2 separate regions of the Homo sapiens genome follow, and region 1 is linked to region 2. Evidence: read pairs that join two places in POLR2A ChIA-PET (ENCODE). Cell type or tissue: K562. All regions are shown on one strand. Links, peaks and the distances in the headings refer to the core of each region. The heading gives the core; the rest is flanking DNA. Region 1 has its middle 56 kb from the start of MIR4539. Region 2 has its middle 3.3 kb from the start of BRF1.

What was found. ChIA-PET counts read pairs that join two places held together with the same protein. Peaks named below come from ENCODE experiments on the same cell type or tissue, not always from the same donor. Only the 100,000 strongest peaks of a DNase experiment are listed, where the experiment ranks them.
Region 1: POLR2A ChIA-PET joins it to region 2 with 7 read pairs; 1 of 35 experiments calls an interaction of 5 or more read pairs at or near these places.

Annotation. Positions count from the first base shown.
Region 1 is chr14:105,800,106-105,802,913 of GRCh38, reverse strand. It overlaps IGH. Among named protein-coding and RNA genes, the nearest start is that of MIR4539, 56 kb to the left of the region's middle. RefSeq lists a silencer at 1,429-1,629. In K562, for the core only: no CTCF peak of the experiment used is centred there; a DNase peak (open chromatin) is centred at 1,543.
Region 2 is chr14:105,302,927-105,305,734 of GRCh38, reverse strand. It overlaps a transcript of BRF1 not described here, the pseudogene LOC124903409 and a transcript of PACS2 not described here. Among named protein-coding and RNA genes, the nearest start is that of BRF1, 3.3 kb to the right of the region's middle. In K562, for the core only: no CTCF peak of the experiment used is centred there; a DNase peak (open chromatin) is centred at 1,574.

The DNA.
Region 1 (2,808 bases), core at 239-2,738, 500 kb before region 2:
GAGAAATTACATAAGGAGCACATCCCCCAACACTGTAACACTTTCTATCTATGTCCCATTATCATAATGCCAGGAGAAGTTATTTACAAAGGGTTATTTACAAAAGTGCAAGTGAGATGTAAGAGAACCACTAGGGATAGTGCAGTAAGCCAGGTTAGGTAACAGGAGGGCTGTTGCTGCCCACAAAACCAAATCTCAAGGTGTTTTAGACAAGACACAAACTGTAAAAGACTTATTGGTAAATTTAACTATACAAAAATTAAAAAGTCATGTCCATCAAAAGATAAAGAAAGTGAAAGACAAGTCACAACCCGGGAAAATACATATGCAACACCTAAACTTAACAAAGGAATATTATCAAAAATGTGTAAACTCCTACAAATAAAGAAGAAAAGGATAAATATCCCAATAGAAAATAAAGGCCAACAGCTTAGGCAACATGGCAAAACCCCATCTCTACAAAAAATACAAAAATTAGCTGGGCATGGTGGCACACACCTATAGTCCTAGCTACTTGGGAAGCTGAGGTGGGAGGATCGCTTGACCCCAGGAGGTCGAGGCTGCAGTCAGCCATGATTGTGCCACTGCACTCCAGCCTGGGAGACAGAGTCAGACCCTGTCTCAATCAATCAACCAATCAATCAAGTAAAATAAAGACCAAAAGACACGAACAGGTATTTCAGAGAATAAAAAAAATACATAAGGCCAATAAACAGTTTAGAAGGTGTCAGCTTCACTAGCAATCAGAAAAAAAGTCAAATCAAGAGAAGAATATTCAAGAAATCATGTTAGCAAAATGATGTTGGCAAAAATTAAGAAGTTGAACCATAATCATTAAGACATAGATTCACAGCCTCCAAGTACGAATGATCCTCCGACCTCAGCCCCCCAAGTAACTGGGACTACAGGTGCATGCCAACATGCCCAGCTAATTTTTTTTCTTTTTTGTTTTTTTCATTTATTTGTAGAGACTGGGTTTTGCCATGTTGCCCAGGCTAGTCTCGAACTCCTGTGCTCAAGCAATCCGCCCATCTTGGCCTCCCAAAGTGCTGGGATTACAGGCGTAAGCCACCCCACCGGGCCCAGAATGCTTTCTTAATCTAAAAACTCCCCTAAGTAGCCAGGCGCAGTGGCTCACGCCTGTAATCCCAGCACTTTGGGAGGCCAAGGCGGGTGGATCACGAGGTCAAGAGATGGAGACCATCCTGGCAAACATGGCGAAACCCCGTCTCTACTAAAAATACAAAAATTAGCTGGGCATGGTGGCGCGTGCCTGTATTCCCAGCTACTCAGGAGACTGAGGCAGGAGAACTGCTTGAACCCAGGAAGCAGAGGTTGCAGTGAGCCGAGATCACACCACTGCACTCCAGCCTGGGCGACAGAGCGAGACTCCGTCTCAAAACAAAAACAAAAACCAAACTCCCCTAAGTAGGGCTATTTTCCTGTCCCTGATGCCACCTTGACAACATAAGTCAACCACTGTTCCACATTTGTCTTTTAGGAACGCCCCAGGACTGTCGGCTGCTGTCCATGGTGCTGCCTTGGTCAGACACGTGGTGTCCAAGCTGCTGTCCGTGGTTCTGCTTTCATTTTTCTGTGTAGCATAATGATTTTTTTGTTTATTTCTTTGTTTAATTAATTGATTTTCTCTTTTTAGAACAGCGCTAGGTTTGCAAACAAATTGAACAAAAAGTCCATAGACTTTTTACATACCCAGCGCCTCTCTATACATATACAGTGTCACCTACTGTCATTGTGCATCTGTATGGCACATTTGTTACAAATGATGAGTCGATATTGATACATTATCATTAACTGAAATCCGTAGTTTACCTTAGGGTTCACTACTTGTGTTGTATAGTTCATGAGTTTTGACAAATGTGCAATGTCACGTATCCACCATGGCAGTGTTATGCAGAATAGTATCCCCTATATTTCACTATTCATTCCTCACCCCTCACCCCAAACCCTGGCAACTGCTGATCTTTCTACTCTCTCTGTAGTTTTGCCTTTCCAAATATATAGTTTGGAAACGTACATTATTTAGCCTTCTCCAACTGGCTGCTTTCACTTAGCAATATGTATTTAAGATTCCTCCATGCGTTCTGTGGTTTAATAGTTTTTTGTTTTTGTTTTTTGTTTTTGATAGGGTCTTCCTCTGTCACCCAGGCTGGAGTGCAGTGGTGCAATCATATTTCACTATAGCTTCAGCCTCCCAGGCTCAAGCGATCCTCTTGCCTTAGCCTCCAACACAGCTGGGATTACAGGCACCACCATCATGCTCATTTTTTAATTTTTCATAGAGATGGTATCTGGCTATATTGCCCAGGCTGATCTAGAACTCTTGGGCTCAAGTGATCCTCCTGTCTCAACCTCCCAAAGTGCTGGGATCACAGTGTGAGCCACCATGCCTGCCCTTGATAGCTCACTTTTTATTGCTGAATAATATTCCACTGTCCGGATGTACCACGGTTAACTGAACCATTCACCTGTGAATGGTATCTTAGTTACTTCCAAGTTTGGCAATTGCGAGGAAAGCTGCTATAAAAGCTCACGTGCAGATTTTTGTGTGGACATAAGTTTTCAACTCATTTGAATAAATACCTAGGAGTGTGATTGTATGGTAAGATAAGATTTAGCTTTTAAAACTGTCAAACTGTCTTCCAAAGTGGCTGCACCATTTGTATTCCCACCAGCAATGAAAGAGAGTTCTTTATGCCTCACATCCTCCACAGCATTTGGCGTTGAGAGCTTTTTGTTTCATTTGTTTTCTTTGGGATTTTCTCCATTCTAGTAGCTGGTCGTGGT
Region 2 (2,808 bases), core at 151-2,650:
TGGGGCGCTTGCAGCATGGGGCACCTAACCGGTCCCCAGGGCAGTTCTCCGCATTCTCCCTCTAACCTGGCTCCATTCTTTATGCCTTCACATCACGTGGGGAGCGTTACTCCCTGCCTCAGTTGGTTCACACTGCAATGGCAAACCACCACAGTCCAAGTGGCTTATAAACCACTATTCATTTCACAGGACGGTGCTGGCAGATGCCGTGTCTGGTGAGGGCCACTTCCTGGTTCATAGACAGTGCCCTCTTCCTGCATCCTCACATGGGGGAAGCAGCAGACAAGCTCCCTCCAGCCACGTTTTTTCTTTTTTCTTGTTTCTTTTTTCTTTGAGACAGGTTCTCAATCTGTCGCCCAGGCTGGAGTGGAGTGGTGTGATCTCAGCTCACTGCAGCCTCAACTTTCTGGGCTCAAGCAATCCTCCTACCTCAGCCTCCCAAGTAGCTGGGACTACAGACACATGCTACCACAACCGGCTAAGTTTTTGTAGTTTTTGTAGAGTCAGGGTTTTGCCATGTTGCTTAGGCTGGTCTCAAACTCCTGGACTCAAGCAATCCTCCCTCCTCAGCCTCCCAAAGTGCTGAGATCACAGATGTGAGCCACTGTGCCCAGCCAGCCACTTTTCTGAGGGCATTAATCCCGCTCATGAGGGAAGCAGCCCTCATGACCTCATCTCCCAAAGGCCCCACCTCTCTAAAACCATCGCCTTGGGGCAAGGACGTCAACATATGGACTTTGGGGGAACACACATGATATGATTTGGCTCTGTGTACCCACCCAGATCTCATCTTGAATTCCCACATATTGTGGAGGGACCTGGTGGGAGGGAATTGAATCATGGGGGCAGGTCTTTCCCGTGCTGTTCTTGTGATTGCGAATAAGTCTCACGAGATCTGACGGTTTTATAAGAGGGAGTTTCCCTGCAGAAGCTCTCTCTCTCCCTGCTGCCATCCACGTAAGACGTGACTTGCTCCTCCTTGCCTTCCTCCATGATTGTGAGGCCTCTGCAGCCACGTGGAACTACAGGTCCAATAAACCTCTTTTGTTTGTTAATCGCCCAGTCTCACGTATGTCTTTATCAGCAGTGTGAAAACAGACTGATACAATGCACATTCAGACCATAGCACCCCTCCTCTGCAGCCCATCTGAGCAAAGGCTTAGTTCTGGCAGCACGCACCTTGGGCCATTGCCCAGTAGAGCCTCACCCTTTTTTATATTTTATTTTATTTTATTTTATTTATTGTGAGATGGAGTTTCACTCTTGTCGTCCAGGCTGAAGTGCAATGACGCCATCTCGCCTCACCACAACTCCCGCCTCCCAGGTTCAAGCAATTCTCCTGCCTCAGCCTCCCGAGTAGCTGGAACTACAGGCGCCCACCATCACACCTGCTAATTTTTGTATTTTTTGGAAAGATGGGTTTCACCATGTTGGCCAGGACGGTCTTGATCTCTTGACCTCGTGATCTGCCCTCCTCAGCCTCCCAAAGTGCTGGGATTACAGTCCTGAGCCACCGAGCCTGGCTGAAACCACACCCTTTAAACCTCTTACCGTTGTGGGTGTGGTCTTCCCCACCCTCTGCTCCTCTGGCCAATCCTGTCCTGTACAGCCTGACTGTCCTGTACTGCCTGACTGTCCTGCACCGCTGTGGCCTGGGAGGCATGCTGCCCCTTGCACCTGCAGGCACCTCACAGGCTTTGGTGAGGGAGCACACGAAATAACCCCTCTAGTCTGTCAGGTGAGAGCAAGGATCCAGTGGCCACATGGCCTCAGATTGGATTCTGGCTTTGTTACCTACTGGCTATGAGATTTGGGGCTGTCACCCCTCACATCCTCAAGGGCTCCCTCCATAAAATGGAGACAACAGTGTCTGCAAGCTAGTGTTGCCATAAGGATGAAATGTCATCATGGACAGAGAGCATTTTGCATAGAGATCAATAATACATATTTGAAAAATCCCCAACATTTAGAAACAAAACAATACACTTCCTAATAACCCTTGGATCCGGGAGGAAATTAAGAGTGGAGACAATCTTGAGCTGAATGAAAATGAAAACACAGCACATTGAAATGTGCAGGATTCAGCTAAAGTGGTAATTACAGGGAGAATTATAGCAATAAAATGCCTATTTATAAAGGAAAAGAGATCTTAAATCAATGATTTCATCTTTCACCTTAAAAAACTAGGAAAAGGCCAGGCGCGATGGCTCACGCCCATAGTCCCAGCACTTTGGGAGGGCGAGACAGGTGGATCACGAGGTCAGGAGATCAAGACCATCCTGGCTAACACAGTGAAACCCTGTCTCTACTAAAAATACAAAAAATTAGCCAGGCATGGTGGTGGGCACCTGTAGTCCCAGCTACTTGGGAGGCTGAGGCAGGAGAATGGCATGAACCCGGGAGGTGGAGGTTACAGTGAGCCAAGATCGCACCACTGCATTCCAGCCTGGGTGACAGAGCGAGACTCCACCTCAAAAAACAAAACAAAACAAAAACTAGAAAAAGGGGCCGGGTGCATTGGCTCACGTGTAGAATCTCAACACTTTGGGAGACCAAGACAGGTGGATCACTTGAGGTCAGGAGTTTGGGACCAGCCTAGCCAACATGGTGAAACCCCATCTCTACTAAAAATACAAAAATTAGCTGGGCGTGGTGGCACATGCCTGTAATTCCAGCTACTTGGGAGGCTGAAGTGACAGAATCACTTGAACCTGGGAGGTGGAAGTTGCAGTGAGCTGAGATGGCACCACTGAACTCCAGCCTGGGTGTTCTCTATCTCAAAAAAAAAAAAGAACTAGAGAAAGGGCG